Linked DNA regions of Homo sapiens: region 2 is linked to region 1. The links are chromatin contacts, found by Hi-C or POLR2A ChIA-PET in ENCODE. All regions are on one chromosome and are shown on one strand. The core of a region is the stretch at or near the end of the contact, and the rest is flanking DNA. Distances in the headings are between cores, read along the strand shown.

Region 1 (4,275 bases), core at 636-3,135:
TCTGGCCTAAGACATTCCCCCAGCCCTCCACACAACCACTGCCAGCCAGAGACAGACTTTCCTAGGACCCCATATCGCTTTTCAACGGGATCTGCAAAGGAGAGGAGAGGGTGGCTGAAGTCAAGTTCTCATTCTGGTGCTTTCTTTCTTCTCCACAGGGCCAGTCCGCAGCCAGAGAGCTAAGTTAGCACAACGTCCTCACCCTGCCGACCACTCCTAGCCAGAACCCTCCAGGATGCCCAAGCCGAGCTCTCTGTTTCCCCTTCCAAAGCCAGGTCCAGCAGGAGACTGGGCTTGGCTCTCTGATGGATTCAGGACAGGGGACAAATCAGCCACATTCATGGAGCAGGGACTGTGGGAGATGAGGAAGGCACAGCCCCTACCTTCAGGAGTTTGTATTCTCGTTAGCAAGACAAGCTTCCCTCCTGCCAAACAAGCTCAGACTGAACAAAGCATCAGCCCTGAATGTGCTGCCGAGAGGGAATGAGAAAAGGGACAGCAACATTGGGATGAGAGGCTTTCGGGAGAGGCCAGAAAACCTGAGAAGGGCCGTTGAGGCCCCTGCTGGGCTGCAGGCTTCTACCCATGACAGGGCCACTGCCCAACCTGGGCCACCAAAGTATACAAGGCCACCATTCCCACCCAGGTCTTCAGAGGCACCTCTGAGTGGCCCCGAGGCAGTGGCAGCAGGCGAGTTCAGCAGGGAACCGAGACCTCTTTGAGACAACGCAGAGAGCCAGCCAGGAGCCCAGGGACAACCCTTGTGGGGGCCGGGCTGCTCAGTGGATCTGGCTCTGTTTCATCTTAATACACTCCTGCATGTACCTGATATCTGATACTCGTCCTACAGCATGCAAATCTAATAAATTCTTGGCTCCTGCAAGTTTCTTCAAAAATATAAAAGAGGATCATATATAAAGAAGTTGATTAATATACACCCTGCTAAAACAGCCTGGAACATCTGTGTATTAAGTTCATTTATTAAATTACACCAATCTGTATTTTAATGAGTGAAAGATACAGTACTTATTCTGTCATCCATCAAAATAAACTCAGGAAATACTTAACATTATAATCATTTTTCTTGTTTGAACACGAGTTATGAAATATGAATCCCACACTAAGAATGCTGGGCTTGCCGTCATGATCAAATATGTTTTCACAGGTGCAGCAAATATTCAGTTTTCATTTCTTTCTCCAACTGTTGAAAATATAAACCATGTTTTCTATTCCTTCACTGGGTAACTCTGCCTTCCCTCCACATGGCATCCATTATTGCAGACTTATTACCCCACCGTCTTTTTCCCCCCAAACCCACTCCTCCTAAAGTTGCTTCGTAATGAAAACACAGGCTTCTGTGGGGCCCCCACAGCACAAGCTCTTCCCCGGGGCGGGGGGGTCTTTGGGCTCAGGCTGGGGCACTGTCCTTTACTTCCATCCTAATGGCAGCCACGTCCTCTTGGTTGGAGCCTGAGTTCTGGAAGCTGTTTGAAGCAAACAGTCCATCTGGTCAAAAACACAAATGGCATGGAGCCCTCCAGCCACAGTGAAGCCAACAGTGAAGCTGGAGCGTCTCCAGGTCCACTGGCTGCCTCTCAGAAATATCCCACTAAGACGAGGGGGCAACTTTAATAGGAGCCGAAGCCTCAGGAGTGAGTCCAGAGTTTACCTGCGTTCAGCTATCCTTGGACCAGAAGTCTCGGGACTCTTGGAATAAAACTACTCACAAAGCAGCAAGTTTCCAGGAGCTGAGGAAGGCCAGTGCCTGTGCCCAGTGTCAGTGGGAGCTCATCGTGTCGGAGGATTCTGGGAAAAGCTCCAGCTATGTAATCTGCTGAGCAGGGCCAGCCCTATAGGAGGCACATGAACCCAGTCACAAGCTGGCCAGGCTTCTTCCTGTATAACTCACTCTGTGGCGCCCCATCACCAGCAGGGAAGTCACACTTCCACCACACGGCTTCTGCCTCTCTTGGATTTCATTTCTGGCTGCTCCTACCTGGTCCCCTAACACATCCACGACTCACACACTTTACCATTCAGCCCTGCTGAGCTACCACCTGCTGGGGCACAAATCTTCCATGTTCTCTCCTACCCCAGGTTTTGCTCTTGCTGTTCCCTCTTCCCAGAATACACTTCTTTGTTCTTCTTTTTCTTCACCTGGTTAATTATTTAACTTTGATCGCAGGACTCACACCATGGGAAAGCCCTGTGGAGAAGGCCACTCATTTTGACCACTAGGAGTCAGGGAAACCTCACAGAGAAGGTGACGTGGACCCAAGAGCCAGAACTGTCCAGGAGGGAAGGATGGGGAGGCATTCAAGGCAGAAGGAAGCCTATTAGCAAAGGCACAGGGTGCAGAGCACTAGAGCTATTTGCAGATGGAGAGGCAGAGAGAGATGGGTGGGGCACAGGAGATGGGGCAGGGATGAGAGTTTTGGAGCCAGATTAGGGAGGATCTTGTGTGCTGGGCCAAGGGATCTTATGCTATAGATAAAGGAGAAGTTTTGAAAGGCTTTAAAAATTCAAGGGATGTGTTCAGATTTGGATTTTAGAAATGACGGCTACTGGTGATTCAGTGTAAATAAGGGCATTTGTGAGAGATCCTGGAGCTGGCAGAGAGGCTAGTGGGACCCTGCTAGAGTAATGGAGGCAGGTGTCTTGGGCCTGGGTGGAGGCAGTGCAGGGCACCTCCCCACATGCCAGGAACATTGCACAGGAGGTGTGCAGGAGCAATTCTGAGGAATTGCACTGATTGCCCAGGCTCCCAGCCTCCCCAGGAGCAGGCTCCAGCTCTCCTGCGCCTGAGGAACCCAGTATCCTCAGTCCAACCTTCTAGGCCTTGAATCTGCTTGGTCTGTAGCCAGAAGACCTGCTGATTCTCGTAGGATGCAAGCCTAGGGACCTTCCTCCCCAGCCCTCACTTCCCCTCCCTCCCCACTCCACACCCACCTTTAACAAGATCCAGAAACCTGAAACAGCATCCTTCTGGGTGATTTGAGAGTGAGCCTTTGACACCCCATACAAAGACGGGAACAAGTCATAAATAGGCAATTCACAGAGAGGAAGCATCAGTAGCTAATACTCCCTGTGATTTTCTGAGTAGTTCACAGCAGATATGGCACAGACGCTGACTAATCCAAACAGGCTCAGGCTGCAGCACTGTTGCAGGGTCATGGGAGTGCCCCTCAGGGTCAGGCACCCCTGTGAATACTGGATTATGGGGAGGCCCAGGGCAGGGGTCCCAGTGGAGGGGCTGCGTTGGGGAAGCCAGTGCGGAGGAGCATTTGGGGGCTCAGACAGAGGCTATTTCAACAACTGGCTCCTGCTGGCTGAATATCAGCTTTACTAATGAGCACATAAAGAGATGTTGAAGCTCACCCATGATTGGGGAAATGCAAATGAAAATAACAATGAGTTCCCACTTCACAGGTCAGATTGGCAGGGAGATATCCCCCAGATGCCCATTCAAAGAAGGGAGCACAAGGCATGCAGTCAGCAAACAGTCTCGCTGTGGGTCAGCCCCAGCAGCAGAGGAAAGATGGACTATGACAGCCTGGCCGTCTCAGCAGTACTCACTCCAGGGCTCCACAGGGTCAGCAAGGCTTTGCCGTGCCCACTTCCTAGTTCAACTTCTTCCACTACTCAGTCTCACTTCCTCCCGCTTTTCCTCATAGGTGCTGACCCCTTATAATCAGCTTTTTGTTCACCAACCACCCTCTCAGTGTCTCTGGAGAACCCAGCCTGCGAACCAGAGGGAGTCAATACTCACACATTGCTGGTGGGAGAATAGGCTGGTGCAGGCCCTTTAGAGAGAAGTCTGACAACACCTAGTGAGATGAAGTGTGCATACTCTCTAAACCCCAGCAATCCCACAGCTGGGGGTATGCCCCAGAGAGCCTAGCTCACCTCCCTCACCCACCCACAAGGAGAGGTGGCCAAGCATGGCTGGCCCAGCATTGTGTCTGATAGCAGACAGGCCATGGGCAATCTCGGCATCCGTTGCCAGGGATATGGGTGTGTTGCATGTAGTGATGAGCACATGTTGGGATTCCATGTGACAGTAAGACATGCTGAAAATGTGTCTGCATAGAGCAACACGTGGAGTTCTCAAGCACAAGAGAACTCAAGATCAGAACGCAAGGCAAGGATTTGAGTGCAACTCATTTGCTCAGGCAGTGATCTCTGGAAGCGCTGTTGGAGAGCTGGGTATTCTCACCATGTTGATTGAGGGCTGCTCCCAGGGCATTCATTGCCCTCCACTTCCAGCCTGCCTTT
Region 2 (3,876 bases), core at 1,322-3,821, 45 kb before region 1:
CGGGGGGGAAGTAAGCCCCTGCTTTGTTCTGCCTCATTATAAACAGTGGCCATTTCCTATCAAGAGAATAAGGGAGGGACATCTTCTCCAGGATGCATTGTGAGGGTTGTAGACAAGTACTCAGATATGCATGTAATGTTTCCTCCCTGTCTTCATTTGTGCCCCCAAATTTCCATGATTATTTCTGTTTTTCTCAAAATGGTTCCAGCATAGGAAGTTTTCAAGGAAAGTGAATCCTGTATCATTATTAAACTAAGAGCTCTGCTTTGAACTTAGCCCAGAAGTCAGACCCACGTCTGTGGAGCAGGCATTTGCTAATCACTTCTTGGCTGCGGTTGACTGGTAATGTCCTCAAAACCAAACCATCATGGGGATTCTTGAAGTCAGAAGGGAAGCAAGTTGTTTAAAAATAAAACACTCCCTACTTTGGGCCCCCAACTCTATAAGATAGCAGCTTAACAGTCTAAATGATTGTTTTGAAATGTGCTTTGACTCCAGTTTTGCTAAATGTTTACTTGGGTCTTTCAACCTCATTGATTAAATATCCTGACTTGATTCCAGGCCAACCAATCCTACCATGTAACAGTGGAGTTCCCTTGCCCGATGTGCTTCATGCATGGTGCACTGTACACTGTTACTTCATAGCTCGGAAACTTCATCTGAAGGGCCATTTCTGAGACTCTACTCATTCATTCATCCATTCAACCTTTTAACACACAATTATTAAGCACCTATTAAATGCAATGGTCCAAGATAATTTGCTATGGGAGATTTGAAGATGCATTGACCATGAATATGAAACCTCTAACCTTGGAGAGACTTCAGGTCCATATTTCTGCAGACAATTGACCTTTATCAATCCCAGGACAATGCTAAGGGACATTCAGTCCCCCTTTGATTTACTAGAAATAAATCTCAGAACAATGCAACATGCTCTTTAAGTAAGAGTTTTTTTTTTTTTTTTAAATCACTTATCTTGCCTCTTGCAAGAGGTTGAGTCAAATGCTGAAGGGAATTTAACTAGAGTCTTAATTGGAAATGCAAAGAGTTGCTGATACCATCAAAAAAGGAAGAAGCTGAGGGAAGTGACAAGACAAGCTCTTCTTTCTAAACATCTGGTCCCACTCTCTCAACAGCTTCATAAAACACTGTTCAGAGCCGGCAGATGCATCAAGAGTACCTGGCATACAGCTACGTACCCTGAAGCAGGTGGACCTCATCAAACTTTGGCTACAAAGTAGTTCCCTATTAGCTTGCCCTTTGATTTACATTCTCGCATGAGAGTATCTCCAGGCAACGCATTTGAACAGCAGAGGCCTTTGCAGAAAACTCACAACACATGTGAGTTTTTTTTTAACATGTGGGATGCTACTCCACCTGGGGGTAAGGCTCACCTTTTGAGAACAAGAAGAGGGGAAAATCTGGACAGCCACAAGCCAGTCAACAAACCCAAATTGGATGCCGTGGCTGCAGTGAAGTATAGAGCTCACCACCAGAGGGCAGCAGTGCACACAGACACAATGTAACCTCCACATTGGAGGAGAAAACAGGTGGAAGAGGAATTAGCAATGTGCCCAAGGCTCACAGTAAGTACACACAGATGGAGGCTCAGAGCCCTGGCCTCTTACTCCCAGCCAGTCCTCCTCCACTTGCCCCCAAGGTCTCAGGAAGAGGTCATTGTGGATGGTTAGGCATCTTTATTTTACAATTGAAGTTGCCTGGTCAGACCTTAGCATCTCCTCCCAGGGAGCATGAGAGCCCTCAGCAATTCTGAGATGCTGGATGCTCTAACTTTTTTGACCTTGACCCATGGTAAGAAATACATTTAACGTTGCAAGCCACTTTTAGTATACTGTCTATCATGTGCAAAACAGCAGCACATTTTTACAAAGCAATACCCTTATTTCTCAATTCTGTCTCTTTTTTTTAATGCTAGACAGGTCTTCATCCACTACTCATATCACACTCTACTAATTGGTCACCAGTGCTGATTCAAAGGGTGGCATGGAGAGTGGCCCTTCAAAGAAAGTAGGCTGCCCCAGTCCTCTGCTCTGTTATCCCTGGATGCTACAGGCCCTGCAAGAGCTTAGGAGGGGTCTAGGGAGCTGAGCTCCTCCCATCTAAGAGGGAGAATCATGGCCCAGGGAAAGTACCATAGATAACCTTAACGGATAATTTAGCTTCATTTTGCCTATGTCATTCCTTCATTCATTCCCTCAGCAAACATTAACTCACCACTGAGAGTTTAGTCCTGTCCTTAGCCAGCCCCTGCCAGGAGGTGGTGACATGTGGTTTTAAACATCCACAGCCTTCTCCCGCAGCCTACAGGTCCCAAGACCTCTGTGGGTCCTGATCCTGAAGTTTGTGTGAAGGAGAAGATGGGAAGAGTGAATGGGGAACAATCTGAGGCAAGAGGACCAGAAGATGCTCATGGCTCAGGGGCTGGACCAGGCAGAAGCTGCAAGGGGAATTTTCTGACTAGAGGCTGGAATCTCAACACATGGGCTCAGAAACAGAGGCTCCATGACGCTTCCTCCTGCCGCCAACCCATGCACCTCCCGACTCAGAAGCAACCCCCCCGCCATGGGGCACAGCTCATAGATCTATTCTTAACGTCTTTCCTGAGACTCTGCCAAGTATTTCACTTGCTCAATTTCATTCCCTTGCTCCCTGCATGTTATTTTATGAAGAAACTCAAACGAGGAGACATCTATCAATTATCAACCCCCAAGTGATCCTAAAGCCCTGCTTAAATGCAAGGGCGAGATTTTAAATCTAATTCCCTGATGTCTGGGGTGAATTCCTGGTGAGGTCCCACAACTAAACAGAGAGCTTCCTGCCTCAATTCTGGAATTCATCTCTGCTAAGGGAAGAAAATGCATGACAATAAAAATCTGCCAAGCCCTAAAGCTAGGGCTCTGTCCTGAGGATGCTAGCTCAGCCCTCTAGCTTGGCACTGTTCTCTCATCTCCCATCTGCAACTGTAGCCCAGAAGACAAAAATGACTCAGAAGAGAACTGGTTCATTGCAAGTGATATTTATTGGGTGTCTACAGGTTGCAAAGCAGTGAATTTAGCATCAAGGAAAATAAGAAGATGAGTTATACCCAATTACTTCTTCAAGTTTTTCCACAGTTGGGTAGAGGAGGTAAGATAAGCCTTGGCTTGAGTAGCAGCCCTCTGAGAACCCATCCCTCTCTCACCCAGGGTACTGGGCCCTTTTTTGACCATGCTTCTTCCCTGAACCTGTTCTTCGCTTACCACATGAGATTGTATTTGTTGGCTCACCTGTCTGCTACTCAAGTAGAATGCCATTTCCTTATGAGCGGTTTGGAGTGATGCTCAGCTACTGGCTTCAAAAAAGAAGGAAGGGGCCGGGGCCCCAGGAATACAGGCACTTGAAGGTGAAAAAGGGAAGGGAATGAATTCATCCCTGTATTAGCTTGTTCTCGCATTGCTGTAAAGAACTACCTGAGACTGGGTGATTTATAAAGAAAAGAGCTTCAATTGATTCACAGTTCCTCAGGCTGCACAGGAAGCATGGCTGGGGAGGCCTCAGGAAACTTACAATCATGGCGTAAAGTGAAGGGGAAACAGGCACATCTTACACAGCCAGAGAAGAAGCAAGAGAGATCGAGGTGCAAGGTGGCTACACACTTTTAAACAACCAGATCTTGTAAGAACTCACTCACTATCACAAGAACAGCAAGGGGGAAGTCTGCCCCCATGGCCCAATCACCTCGCACCAGGCCCCTTCTGCAACATTGAGAATTACAGTTCAATGTGAGATTTGGGTGGTGACACAGACAGTTCAATGTGAGATTTGGGTGGTGACACAGACAGTTCAATGTGAGATTTGGGTGGGGACACAGAGTTG

What was found. A loop is a pair of places that touch in the nucleus more often than their neighbours do. ChIA-PET counts read pairs that join two places held with the same protein, here RNA polymerase II (POLR2A).
Region 2: a map of HepG2 shows a loop between it and region 1 (2.6-fold over the local background). The contact joins two enhancer-like sites. A Hi-C loop is called at or near these places in 2 of 168 maps with a recorded cell type or tissue (HepG2 and mammary epithelial cell). POLR2A ChIA-PET finds 5 or more read pairs at or near these places in 2 of 52 experiments (HEK293 and Panc1).

Annotation. Positions count from the first base shown.
Region 1 is chr2:20,914,732-20,919,006 of GRCh38, reverse strand. No RefSeq gene overlaps it. Among named protein-coding and RNA genes, the nearest start is that of LINC02850, 57 kb to the right of the region's middle. Within about 2 kb of position 1,885, at least 3 of the 41 ENCODE cell types and tissues checked have a DNase peak (open chromatin) inside an H3K27ac peak, as active enhancers do.
Region 2 is chr2:20,960,771-20,964,646 of GRCh38, reverse strand. No RefSeq gene overlaps it. Among named protein-coding and RNA genes, the nearest start is that of APOB, 81 kb to the left of the region's middle. RefSeq lists an enhancer at 1,544-1,593. Within about 2 kb of position 2,571, at least 2 of the 41 ENCODE cell types and tissues checked have a DNase peak (open chromatin) inside an H3K27ac peak, as active enhancers do.